Regions from separate parts of the Homo sapiens genome. Here region 2 is linked to region 1. Evidence: read pairs that join two places in POLR2A ChIA-PET (ENCODE). Cell type or tissue: OCI-LY7. All regions are shown on one strand. Each heading gives the region's core, and the rest is flanking DNA. Links, peaks and the distances in the headings are about the cores only. Region 1 overlaps LOC105377144 (a long non-coding RNA gene). Region 2 has its middle 18 kb from the start of KBTBD8.

What was found. ChIA-PET counts read pairs that join two places held together with the same protein. Peaks named below come from ENCODE experiments on the same cell type or tissue, not always from the same donor. Only the 100,000 strongest peaks of a DNase experiment are listed, where the experiment ranks them.
Region 2: POLR2A ChIA-PET joins it to region 1 with 5 read pairs; 3 of 35 experiments call an interaction of 5 or more read pairs at or near these places.

What each region holds. Positions count from the first base shown.
Region 1 is chr3:66,931,386-66,938,540 of GRCh38, reverse strand. The region is part of intron 1 of LOC105377144 (a long non-coding RNA gene); the gene reads left to right. Among named protein-coding and RNA genes, the nearest start is that of KBTBD8, 63 kb to the left of the region's middle. In OCI-LY7, for the core only: no CTCF peak of the experiment used is centred there; no DNase peak of the experiment used is centred there.
Region 2 is chr3:67,012,236-67,019,390 of GRCh38, reverse strand. No RefSeq gene overlaps it. Among named protein-coding and RNA genes, the nearest start is that of KBTBD8, 18 kb to the right of the region's middle. RefSeq lists an enhancer at 948-997. In OCI-LY7, for the core only: no CTCF peak of the experiment used is centred there; DNase peaks (open chromatin) are centred at 2,140, 2,520 and 2,880; H3K4me3 peaks cover 2,484 bases; H3K27ac peaks cover 2,390 bases.

The sequences.
Region 1 (7,155 bases), core at 2,414-4,913:
AAAAACAGAAGCCACAAACAGAACTGACTTCAGCATCTGTGCATGAGACAATTGGAGTCCCAGCTCCCAGGAAGGCTAGACAAGTCAACATCCCTTCCTAGGGAGAAGGCCCTTGAAAGGATCCTTAAGCTGCAAGCGAATCCTCAACTTAGCTGCCAGATGCAGTCCCAATGTGGAGGTGCTAAGGCAGGTTTTGAAATTCCAAGGCCAAGAGATGAAACAGTCCATCAAAGTGGACTTTTTTTTTTTTTTTCTAATTGGTTATTCATTCATTACCCAAAAGGTTGGTTACAGGAAAACACAAAAATCTACTCCATTCATCTCTTCATTTATTTCCACTATAATATAAAGAGGGCATTGACAGAGACAGAGGACATGATACCAGTTTGTTTTTTGTTAGTTTGTTTAAACCTTAGCTCACTGCAGCCTCGAACCCCTGGGCTCAAGCAATCCTCCAGCCTCAGCCTCTGATGACAAATGTGCACCACTCCACCCGTCCCCAATTTAACTGCTCCAAAGAAAAATAAAGCACAAGAAAGATAGAGACACTGTCTACATAGATTGGATAGGGGATGTTCCTCTGAAGAGATCAAGAAGGAAAGGAATAAATAATCCTGAGAAAGGACATTCCTGGCAGAGGAAGAGCAACTGCAAAGGCCCTGTGTTAGGAACACGTTGGGGCTGTTTTAGGAAGAGTAAAGTTGGTAACTGAAGTGTAGTGACTGGGAAAGTAAGAATGAGGCTGGAAAAGGTCAAATTATGTCCAATAGACATATACTATGAGTCACATATACAATTTTAAACTTTCTAGTAGCCACATTTTAAAAAGTAAAAAGAAATCAGTGACATTAATTTTAATAACACATTTTATTTAACCCAATATATCCAAAATGGTTGTCATATGAATATGTAGCCAATATAAGAAATACTAATGAGGTAGTTTACTTTTTTTCTGTACTAAATCTTTCAAATTTGCAATGTATCTTACACTTATAGCACACCTCAGTTTGACCACTTGCAAAGCGCTCGACAGTCAAATGTAGCTATGGTTACATTTTTTAAAAAAAATTTTTGTCCTAGGTGCAGTTGAATATTTCAGTTCTTTTGTAGTTTAAGTCAATTTTATTACACTGTTAAAACAAACTAAACATGGCCTCCGTACTTCTATGTTTGAGTCCTTGTGGACAAACTGCAACCTAACTTAATAGATAGACAAGATTGAAACTCTAACTTATCAGTATGCTCCTCTAACAATTGCTGAGTCTTGGCCAATCCCAGCAGCCGTACTTCAACCACTCATACACTGCTGAGTGTTCAAACTGTGATCAAATAAGGCAAATCCTAAGCTGTAACCAATCCAGCTGTTTCTGTACCTCACCTCCAATTTCTGTTCGTCACTTCCGTTTTTCTTGTCTGTAAATTTGTTCTGACCACGAGGCATCCCTGGAGTCTCTCTGAATCTGCTGTGATTCTGGGGGCTGCCCGATTCACAAATCAATCATTGCTCAATTAAACTCCTTTAAATGTAATTTGGCTGAAGTTTTTCTTTTAACAACACATACTTTGGAAGTGACTCTTAGTGGTGATCACCAAATGATTTCAATTGAATTTTAGTGAAGAATAAATGAGCAAGAGACCAAGCAGCTCAAAGGAGGCTCCAGCTGGGCACGGTGGCTCACTCCTGTAATCCCAGCACTTTGGGAGGCTGAGGCAGGCAGATCACGAAGTCAGGAGTTTGAGACCAGCCTGGCCAACATAGTGAAACCCCATCTCTACTAAAAATACAAAAAATTAGCTGGGCATGGTGGCAGGCGCCTGTCATTCCAACTACTTGGGAGGCTGAGGCAGAAGAATCACTTGAACCGGGGAGGCAGAGGCTGCAGTGAGCCGAGGTTGCGCCACTGCACTCCAGCCCGGGCAACAGTGTGAGACTCCTTCTCAAAAAAAAAAAAAAAAAAAGGAGGGGAGGCTCCAAGTTCACTTGCAGTCAGCAAGTTGGGTTTTGTTTTACTTTGGGGAATAAAGTGAGTGGAGTTAAGTTAAATATGACCTTGGAAGGTCTAGATAGGAATTAATTCCACCTAGAGCTTAGTAGAGGGCATTTATGGAATGCTGAGGGGAGGGGGCCGGAGGTCAAATGTGAATGAGTGGGGTCCCCACCAACATGGACACAACACAAACACTGCTGCCCCTGCTTCAGCCAGCCCCATTCTCAGAGGCTGTGCGGTGCAGTCGTTAGGAGCTTGTGTGCCGGAACCTGATTCCTGGCTTTGACACTCAACAGCTATGTGACCTCAAGCAGCGTTCTCCAGCTTTTGTGCCTCAATTTTCTCATTTGCAATGCAAAGTAGCTGTGAGGATTAAGTGAATTAATGTCAAGTGTTCAGAACAGTGCCCGGTGTTTAATCAATGTGCAATAATGTTAGCTCTTCCTGTGGAGTATCTGTTGTCCACCACTGTAAAATCTTCTGGGGCCTACCTCTCAACCCAACCACCACTTGGTGACGATCCTACTGAAGGCTTCAGTAGGCTTTACCCAGGTACACTTGCACAGCCTTCCACTTGGGCCAGAGCCCTGTACCTTTTGCTTTCAGTCTTGTGGCTCTGTAGAAGCCACAGCATGGGATACCCTCGGGAACCGGCTTGGCACTCACAGTTTCTCATGCTAGAAATACAAAGGATTTAATCCAATAGACCATCTTTGACCTAGTGGAAAAGGAGACAAAAGACAAATGTCTCCCCTTGTGCCAGTAGATAGGCAGTTCTGAAGTGGGTTTTATGAGGTTCTCAGAAGGTCCAGTGGTATTAAGCACCAATTACCTACAGATGAGGCCAACACCTTGTATAAACTTTCCTTCCTTCCTGTTTCTCTCCTGCTATCCTGTACTTCTGCTTTCTGGGATCACATTCCCAAATAAACTACATGGAATCCAGCCTTCATCTCAGGCTCTGCTTTCAGAGGAACCCAAGATAAGACACTGTTTTTTTTTTTTATTTTCTTTGCTGTGTCTTTGAGAAATGCCTGCGCAGTTATTCATATAATATATCCATTACAGTATGGTCTTGTCCCTTTACTTGTCCTTATCTATGGTATCTCCAATTTCATTCCTTTTATTGGTTCCTTCCCTGGTAGTCTACAAACATCTGCAAACTCTCTGTGTCCTACAGAGACCTTCTCCATGAAGTCACAGCCCAGTTTCTTGAAAGAGGAGCCTGCACTCACTGCCTTCAGTGCTCATTCACTCCATCACCCACTGTGGTCTGGCATCCTTTGCCTCTGAAGCCATTCTTGTGATTGACCTGTTAAGTTACAATTCCAGTTACCTTAGAAGAAGTAAAGTAGAACTGCCAAGCTGTGGCAGGCAAGTTATTCAATATTGTGGAATGTATTCTGCAGAGAGCTTTGTGAATGACAGTAATAAATATGGTAACATTAATTAACATGTAATGAGCACTTATAATAGTCTAGGAATGATACTAAGTGCTTTACATGCATTCTTATTTAATCTTCAAAACAAGCCCATGAAGCATGAATTATTATTATTCCCACTTTGTAGTTGAGAAAATAGATTGAGAGTAAATCATCTGAAAACACACAGCTAGCTAGTGCAGAGCCAGGACTTAAATCTGGGTCTGTCTCCTGAGATGCTAAGCGCTTACTGAGCTCACTAAAACCCTCTTTAACTCTGACTCTATGTGCTTGACCCCAGCACTAACACTGTAGACCCCCACCGTGAGATACAGATTTTCTTTCATTAAAAACAGAAGTTAAAAGAATCGTATCATGTAGTGACAGAAAGTAAATTAGAGGTTGCCTAGGGCTTAAGGAGTGAGGGGAAAATGGAAAGTGACTGCTAATGGGTATAGGGTTTCATTTTGGGGTTATGAAAGTATTCCAAAATTGATTATGGTGTTAGTTGCACACCTGTAACTGTATGTATATGCTAAACACCACTGAACTGTACACTTCAAACAGATGAATTGCATAGTATGTGAATTACACCTCAATAAAGCTGTTACTAAAAGCGGGAGGAGATCCTATTAGAGGTATTTAGCTTATCTGACAACCAAATACAACACATATGCAGTGCAGGAAGCAGTGGATAACACCCTGCTATTTATCAAATTCACAGTCAGCTATTGTTCAAAAAGTGATGCTTGATTTTCACTTGCATGTACTTGTGGGATGCAGGATTTGGGGTTCCAAGAGGTGTTCCCTTTCAGACCATTGCCTATCAGGCACAGGGTCACTGAAAGCCATTAGCTAGAAAGCATGCAAGCAACTGCAGGTGCAACCAGACTCTTCTGATTTTTTTTTAAAAAAGGGAAGAAAGATCATGAACACCCTGAAAGTAGCACCAGATCATTTGAATGCCTACCAGTGACATTGATGGCATTAATTAGGGGACCACATCCAGATGTCTTAGGCTATTTTGATGACCACACTACCTCCCGACATAAGCTTATTGTCCTAAATTATTATTATTATTAATTTTTAAAAAAGGAGTTGAAGTGCTGTTTTGTTTCACCACCAGAATGCTGTTCTTTCCCTGACAGTAGATGTTGACTGTTGTGAAACCACATGTTGGGGAAGATGGCTTTGAGGTTTGAAAAATTTGGATTCAAAATGAACCTTGGTTCACTAGGGGAGGGGCATCAAGAAAAGAAAGATGACCAGCTGGGCAAGACCATTAACTATATGTTTCTGCTGACCCTATTACTTCAGGAACTTGATTAATTTCTCCCTAAACATCAGACCACAGGTGAATTGCCTAATTCTCCCCACCTGTGACCTTATTAACTCGTGATTGCTCAGAGGTACCTCTCTATCCTAAACTACTTCCCTGTATAACAATTTTCCCTTTTGCCCACAAAACAAGGGCATACAACAGTGCAGAGAGGCTCATGTCAATCTTGTGTGATTGATTGGGAATTTAGCTTTTGCCCAGCCCCCTCTTCTCTTCACCTCACAGAAGAGAATCCCAGAATTATAGGGGTTTTTTTTTCTCTTCTTACCCACTCCAGGGAGAAAGCCTCTCTAAATAGGGAAAGAATGCCTTGTAAATCTACATCATAAAGGGCCAGAGAAAGGGATAGAGGGGACATTTGGGGAGGGAAAAGCCTGATATTCTAGGGGAGGAGGGAGGACAAGGGACTGCAGGGGGAGGATGGGGCAAGGTAAGCAGAAGGGACAAGGAATTGAAGGGAGGCTGTGTAGTATTACTGAGCCTCTCCTATATTCCTGAGCTTTCACATATATGAACAAGGGGTTTGAGTTCACTGTATTTCCTTGGGTCATGAGTCTGTTATGTCTTTGCATGACACCCTGACCTGGGATGAACCACATGGCTCAGGGATATCATGGACATGTAGATTCTCCCTGGACGTGCCCACTAAGAGGACATCATAGATCTATTTTAAAATGTAGCTGGTGGTACATTTAGATGGTAAGCAGAGTGTTTTCCAATCCTGAGGATAAAGTATAAGCATGAGTTAAGCAAAGAGAACATCCAAAGAGCCATTCCAGTTTACTTAAAGGGAAGCAAATATTCTCACTGGTGTGCAAGAATCTGACTTTCTAGATCAGACCAGACTAGTAACAGCTTGCTTCCTAAAATGCTAACTAAATTGGTAAAACTTTTAGGATGGAGGTGGGATAAGTGGAAGGAGATATTTTGTTGGAGAAGAGTTTCAGATTCTTCATTACATATGAATTCTGTTACATTTTCTGTCCTTTTGTTAGATTTTCCATTAAGAAAATAGAGGAAAGAGCTCAGAACTTGGGGAGAGAGAAGGTCTGCGTACAGATCCTTCACTCACTTCCTAGCTGTGGGGCTATTCGTGGGCGAAAAAGAAAAAGATATTACCTGCCTTTCTTGTAGTATTATTTCTACGTTTAATTTATTTATTATATGTATTTACTATATATGAGTACCTATTATACATAAAAGAAAAAAGAAAAAGTAGCATCTATTGAGTATGCCTAAGTAAGGAATTTTAATTATCCTCATTTTATAGATACATAAGTTGGGTCTCAGAAAACTTATACGAGGTCAAATACCTAGGAAGTGGGAGGGCTAGGGTTCAAACCCAGTCTGTCTGCTTTCAAAGTGTCTTTCTTCTAGTGGTCAGTGTCCCTTTTATTAAGCAGTGAAGTAGTCTAGTTCTATAGTTCAGCAGATCTTCACTTGACAATTTCTTCTTTGTCTAGTGGAAGTTTGGTGTTATAATCAGGAGTACTGTCTCTTTAAACACAATTATTACAGTGTTCCATTTGCAATATATTTTCCAATAGCTGAGCTTTAACATCTTACTGAATTTTTCAAGGCTCTATACAATCTACAACTAGCTAAGACAGTTCTGATGAAAATTCAGATGGAGCTTTACCCATTTTATAGCATTTCATACCTGAAAATATACTCAGTCAACAATTGACTTTTCTTAAATTCAACTTGGATTTTCAATGGGAGTCAACTAACTGTGGAATAATCGTATATTTATACAAACTAATTTAGGAATTTCTTTGTTGCTCCTGTCCTTATTCTTTTCAGAAAGAAAAAGGAGCATCAGGAGAGAAAAATGTCCTTATTTGGTCCTTGATGACAACCTTCCTTTGTAGCCATATCTGTACACAAGTTTCACAAGTTAAGCATGAGATAAAACTGCTGATAAAAAAAAGGTTGATGATATTGTATCAGTTGCTGGGATATTATCTATCTACCAGCAGTTCAGCCTCAGTTAACAAGCAGACAAAGTTCAAGTTTCTTCCTCAGATAATTTAAATATTCCATTAAAAAGTGAAAACATTCTAATTTAAAGCCCCTGAAGATTTAAAAGAAGAAAAAGGAAGAAGGTGGAAAAACTTTAGAGGACAAGGAAGAAATGCATCAGTAATTTCTGTCAGACAACACTTTTCCAAACTAGCCTGAAAGCCAAAGATGAAATAGAAATTTCTTTATCGAACAAGAAGACAAAGGAGAGCTGACCTTTGATCAAATATCCGTTTGTAGTTTCGACACGGAAATTTGCATGAAAAAAAGGTGTGCTGGACACTGACTACTTGAATAGTTAAGTTCCAGCAATGTAAAGAAGCCAGATGTCAAACTTCTTTAAACAGCCTGTCAGATAAAAGCTGGATTTCTTCTGCTGTGCACG
Region 2 (7,155 bases), core at 1,524-4,023, 82 kb before region 1:
TTGCATAGCCGATGTGCAGAAAACCACCAGATATTTCCATCTGTCCATCTTTATCTGCAGCTAATTGATTTCACAACTTTTCCAGATGTTAAAATGCCAAGCCCCATATAAAAATGTTTGCCAATCACGGCTAAGCCTGCAAATGTATCTTTCCAAACAACGGGAAATATGGAGTCAGAGAGTCCCAGAGAGGAAAACTAAACCGCCGGAAAGCAGAAGCGGGATATTCATGCCATTGTTCCTTGAATTGGTTGAGGGACCCCTGTCTGTCAAGCACCATGATCCGCGCTCAGTACACACTCGAGATAAAGGGTCCTTGCCCTTGGGGAGCTTCAAATCCAAGCAGACTCAGACACAGAAGAGGAGCAGTGTCCCGTGTCAAGGTGCAGAAGGGTGAGCGGAGAGGAAGGCCACACTCATTAACAGAGGAAAGTTCCTCTGAGTCACTGGTTAGGCGGTGAGATGTTCCAGTGAATGAAATCATTCATATCACTATTCTATATGAAGAAACCATTTTTCAGAGTCCAAATTTAAAACCTGCACTTAACAGTGAACATTTGATGAACAAAAGGTTGAACTGAGTTTTCAGGAGCCGTCTTCATTCTGAACACCAAGTTTTCCCTTCACATGCAGCCTCTTTCCTTTCTCAAGGCTATGCTCCTGCTTCTCCCAGGACCTCTCTGTCCTTGGCTCTTTGAAATGCTCTCTTCCCCTTCCTTAAGTCCTCACGTGGGCCCTCCGACGCTTGGCTCTCACCCGGGCTCTTCTCGTTCCCTCTGTAAGTGCCTTGAGCGCTGACCGGTATTTGGGTGACTGCCAACTCCACATCTTCGCCTGACCTATCACCTTCATTCAGTTTCCTGTCTCCACACCCATCCTGGCTGTTTCTCGGCACAGTAATCTATACATAGTGATCCTCTGTCACTTGAAACTCAGCTCTTCCAAAAGTGAACTCACTCACTTTACATCCCAAACTGGCTCCTTGACCAGCAAGAAGGTCTGCAGTCCCAGCACCTCCACGTTCTGCCTTTGAATATAACCATTCGGGCCATCTTCCTGGGTCCCTGCTCACTAGGGAGTGGGAGGAAATTAACAGGTCTGCTTTCATTTACAGCTAAGTTTGATCCCTAAGTTTAACAACTCCTTTTCTGTTTCTTTGTTTCTTCAAAAGTAAAAGGGGGACAATGACAGATGGCTGCAGCACCGGTAGTAGGAACCAAAAAGATAACAGATACCAAAGCATTTCAAAAACTAGAAAGTGATATGCAAGAATAAGATATTAGTCAGTGTCTCATAGATATTATTTTTCACATGGGTCGTTGTTATCATATATGTAAGTATGATAGATATGTTTTGTCATGCAAAACAGGATAGATATATTTTTTCATGCTACCATGGAAATCAACCTCACACAGGTCAGTGCCCAGTAAAGTGTGGATAGCATTTTAATTTTTGGAATAGTAAAATGTAGATTAAAAAGAAAATTATAACCAATTTCTTAGAAACCTTCAAGAAGGATACACAGATACTGATGCAAGTATTTTGCTGTGTATCACATTTATATATGAATATAAAAACCTCGTGTATCCCGGAACTTAAATGAAATTTTAAAAAGGAAAAATGAGGAAAAGATATGAATAAACAATTCATATAAAGTGAAAAAAAAGCCTATATACACATATCAAAATTACTCTCCTCTTTTTTCTGCCTGCAGCTATAGGGTAAAGTTATAAAATAAAATTATAAAATCCTACCATGATTTTATAAATTGTGAATCAAAATTGCCCCAGGACATATACTTGTACAACTTGAGGTGAGATCCATGAAACTCCCCACTCACTGGGGCAGGCCCCTGAGTGATAGGTGTCATCTCCCTGTCATCTCCAGCTACACAAACACCAAGTGAGAGGACCCTTGTCCTCTTTACTTTCACGTATGCATGCTCTGATTAGCTCATCCATTCTTCTGCCTGTTGACTCCTGCCATCACCACACCCACCACATACTTTAGAAAGCACAGGATAATTGAGCCCTTATCACAAACCAGATGTTTTGGGTCAGGGGTGGGAACCATATTTGGCTCTGGGGCAAAGTAGCAAGAAGTTGCAAAAACTCTTACTATTTTCATTCTTTTTCAGAAATGTAAGAGGCTATAGAAAGTGTGTCTACCTCTCTCTGGGTCAGGATTTTCTCTTTTTTCACTCTGCTCCTATTTCTAGGGGTTTGTCTTTCATCAGTCCTGCCTCTTTGCATGTTTTTGCATATCCCTAATCTCTTTAACTTTTGGGGTTAACGGGTATACTGCAGAACTCTCAACCGGGAATAGTCTAGAAATGGAAAAGATTTTGACTTTTTGCAAGGATATTTCTCATTTCCCATTTTTATTGAAAAGGCCTAAATGTTCTGATTTTTAAAAAAATATTATTTCTCCAGCACCTCCACGTCTCAGAATCTCCTCACCTGCAGGCTTCCTGGGGAAGCACCTGCACTCTCACCCACTGACACCCACTCACATCCTCCACCTGCACCTTAATTCACAGCAATTGGTTTTCATCTCTTGCACTTGGCTAAAACCACTTTCTCATTTCAGATCTTCACATGGCTAGACCAGGAGCCTCTTACTCTCTGCATTTCATTTCTTCTCTTTGGATCTCATTCCTGAAGTTTTCTCATGCATTACTACTCCTTTGTGATTCTCCCTTCTTCTCTGATAACTTTTCAGTTGCCTTTCTTCTGTTCCTTCAGCTGAATTTCTTAAATTTTATTCTTAGCTACTTTCGCTTCTCATTTTACAATTTATCTTTGCACTAACTCATCCATTAACTCAAATTCAACTAAAACCAGCTCTGTGGATATGCCAGACTCCTAAGTTCCATCGCTAACCTTGACCAAGCTCTTGAGCTTTAAGAACAGTTGTCAGAGAGCACCATGGATTTCTTACTATCTCAGGTTCTCACTGATTACAAGGAAATACTCCCCTGCGTTGTGTGGGTTCCTGTTGGCATTTGCTCCTCAAGACTTAACTTTGGCTACTTGACATCGTAATCTAAGTGTTGGGATAAGATGTTTTGACCTTATCTTCTTATCCTTAAAGGATTTTGCAAGCATGTGTTTCAAGAACTGAACTATGTGACCGCAACTCTGTTAAATCCTGCTGTGAACTGAATGTTTCTGCCAATTCCGCCAAATTCATGTGCTGGAATCCTAACCCCCAATGTGATGGTATTAGGAGGTAGGGCCGTTGCGGGTGGTTAGGTCATGAGGGATCTGGGATTAGTACCTTTATAAAAAGACACTAGAGAGCTTGCTTTATCTTTCTCTTTCTCTGCTCTTCACCATGAGAGGATGCGATGAGAAGAGGGCCCTCACCAGACACAGGATCTGCCAGCACCTTGATCTTAAACTTCCAGACTCCGGGACTGGGAGAAATAGATGTTTGTTATTTAAGCCATGCAGCCTATGGCAATTTGTTATGGCAGCCTGAACTGACTAGGACAGGTCCTTATCTCTGAATGGGAACAGAGAACAAGATAAACTCTAAGGACAGGCCCTTGTCAGTTTGTAAAAATAGACAAGCCAAAAAGCATTATTTTTATTTTGCAGACAGAGGTTACAAGCCTTGTTTAAATTATTTTAAATACCATTGGTTTAATTTCAGTCCTTTAGAAATGCACAGTCCAGAAATGAAAGTGAGAACTGTGTGACTGTAAAACTGTAAAAATTGTTTTCATGCATGGCTTATGAGCACAATCAGAGTCCAAATGGCTACACTTTAATATATACTTTATATTAGCTATTAAGGAATATTGTTCTACAATGGTTAAGTATATCTAAAAGACTGCAGAATAGTCGTTAATAATTTCAACAAATTAATATTTAGGAAGTGTTCATTATGTGCTGTGATAAGGCACTGTGATAAGTGTTTCACATGCTTATTTGATCCTCAAAAAAACTCGATAACGTGGTAGATTATTAACCTGTTTTATGCATGAAAAAGTAAAGCTAGAAAAGGTAAGTAATCTACCTGCGGTCACGGAAAACACTATAATTCATGTTGACCAGACCAATATAAAATATTTAGAAAATATATTCCACGTTTTACTTAATATTATAGTGTTTGATTCACCAAATCATATAATTGTGCATATCCTTATGGAAGAGGAAAGAAAGGAGAAAAAGGATCTATTAAATCTCATTTCTAAAAAACTAGCCAATAGAAAATGTTCTGTCTATCCATGATAAGGATAATTTAAAATTATTACATTGTAATTTTCTATTTAGTTTTAGTAGCCTGGGAAAAAAAGTCTTAAAATGATTGATTTTTTTAACTTATATAATTTTAATTTGGTGCAAGAAATATGGATTATTAGGTACTCAAGAGTCAACATTCACTGAACTACATGTCAAATAATCCCATGGCCGTATAAATTATAAATAAAAGATACCTAAATATGATTAAGTATATAGGTTTTTAAAAGTGAGACTTTTTAGCTTATTTTTTAATTGTTAAAAAACATTATACATATAAAAGATGGCATAAGATATTTATGCATAACTGAAGAATCATTCAATCAAAAATATGTATTAGAAGCTTATTATAGGGGATTCCACATTTAGCACTGAAAATGTAAAGATCCTGGATGTTGTCATTCCTAACCTTGGAAGAAAAAGGTATTCAAACTGACAATCAATGACTTTTATTAGATCCATCAGAGAAATTAGGCTGCAGGGCAAATGTTACCCTGGATTAGAGGTGAATTCAGAGTCACAGTCCAGATCTGCTAACCTTGACCAGAAGTAACCAGAGCCGTAAACTGTAAGAACACTTAAATGGTCATTTTTGATGAATCGCTGAGGCTGAACATGGACTCCCATGAAAGTGGAAAACTCCTGGGAACTTCAGTCTTTTGGGGCCCCTACGCTTCTGTGGATTTTACCAACAGGCACTCTACCAGGTTCTCATGGCAAAGATCTGAGACAAACCTCCTAGTGGCTCTGACTAGGGGACAGGAAGAGTAATGATCATGAAATACACCCAGAACCTTTTCCATTTAAAAAGCATACTCTCCACGGAAAAACATTTTGGCAGAGTTCAACAAAAGCAGGGGGAAGAGCATTCCTCCCATCCCAAACCTCTCTAACCTTCTCTTCTCACCTAAAGGAAAAAGGATTTAATCAACATGGGTCAGGGCTTCAAAGAAATAAAATTGGGAATGGCACAGCCAGAAAGAGGATGGAGAGGGGAAAACCAAAAGCTGTACCACTAGAGAAACACCTGTGAAGATCACAGCCCCAAGACACAGGCCCACCAAACCACTGATATTTAATTAGAAGCTACTCACTTTACAAAGTTGAAGCAAAACACCCACTAACCTAGCATTCTAGATCCAGCAAAATTATCCTTGAAACATGAGAAATAAAGACTTTTTCAAACAAAAATCTGAAGGAATTCATGACCTGCAGATCTGTCTTGCAAGCAATGCCCAATAAAAGAAGTTATTTGGGCAGAAGAAAATTGAAACAGAACAGAAACTTAGATCTGCCTAAATAAATGAATACTGAAGGAATAAGTGAAGATGAAGTAAAATATCTTATTTTTTAAATATCAATTGATCTAAAAGTATGACTTTAATCATAACAATGTATTGCATGGTTATAGCATATGGATAACTAAAATGAATGACAGCAATGTCATGAGGGATCAGAGGGGAAAATTGGGAACTTTGTTCTAAGATACCTACACTACACACGAAGCAGTATAGTGTTATTTAAAGGTGGACTTAGATTAGTTTTGAAATGTATATTGTAAGTCTAATGCAACCACTGAAAAAAAAATTAAAGTATAATTGAAGTGCTAAGAGGAGATAAAATAGAATCCTATATAAAATGCTCAGTCAAAACCAGAGAAAGCAGGAAAATAGGTGAAAAAAAGAAACAAAGAAGAAGGGCAACAAATAGAAAACAATAACCAATATGTTAAATATTAACCCAACTATATCAGTACTCACTTTAAATGCAATGCTGGTCTAAACATACCAGTATTCTCACAATGGATATTAAAATAAGTCCCAACTGTAAGTTGTCTACAAGAAAGCCCTTTTAAGTATAAAGATTAGGATAGGTTAAAAGAGAAGGGATGGAGAAAGATAAATGAAGCAAACAGTAATTAAAAGAAAACTTGAGTGGCTATGTTAATTTCAAACAGAGAAGACTTCAGAAAAAAGATTATCAAGGATAAAGAGAAGCAATTACATAATTATGAAAGGGTATATTCCCCAAGAAGACATGATAAAAATATTTTGTACTAAGAAAATGAAAATACTAAATAAAATTTGTGGGATTCTACAAAAGAAATACTTAAAGGAAAATTTATAGCATTAAATGCATATATTAGGAAAAGAAGGCCAGTCACAGTGGCTCATGCCTATAATCCCAGCACTTTGGAAGACTGAGGCAGGCAGAACACTTGAGCCCAGGAGTTTGAGATCAGCTTGGGCAACATGGTGAAACCCCGTATTAACAAAAAAAAAAAAAAAAAAAAAAAAAAAAAATGAAAATTAGCTGGTCACAGTGGCGTGCGCCTGTAGTCCCAGCTACTCAGGAGGCTGAGGTGGGAGGATCTCTTGAGCCGTGGAGGTGACTGCAGTGAGCCAAGATTGCGTCACTGCACTCCAGCCTGGGCAGAGTAAGGCCCTGTCTCAAAAAAAAGAAAAGAAATAGAAAGATGAGTTATTAATACTTAAAGCAACCAGAAGAAAAAAAACTATAAAAATTAGAACAGAAATCAATGAAACCGAAAACACAAAACAATAGAGAAAATTCATTAGAACTAAACCTGGTTTTTTTTTTTTTTGAAAAGACCAATAAAATTGGTAATCCTTTAGGCTCCAAGACTTAACTGAAAATTCATTTCTTCCCACAAGCATTCATTGAGTGCCTACTATGTGCTAGGCATCAATCTAAAGTGCAACAGTGAATTAAAATAAATTCGTTGCCTTTGTGGAGTGTACATTTCAATGGGGGAAGACACATATGGAAAATAAAGCAGAAAAATAAAGCAGGAGGTATGATGGGGGTGGGGTTGGATGATCTTATTTTACAAAATGTGATCAGAGAAGGCCTCTCCAGTAAGGTGATGTTTTAATAAAAAAGAAAG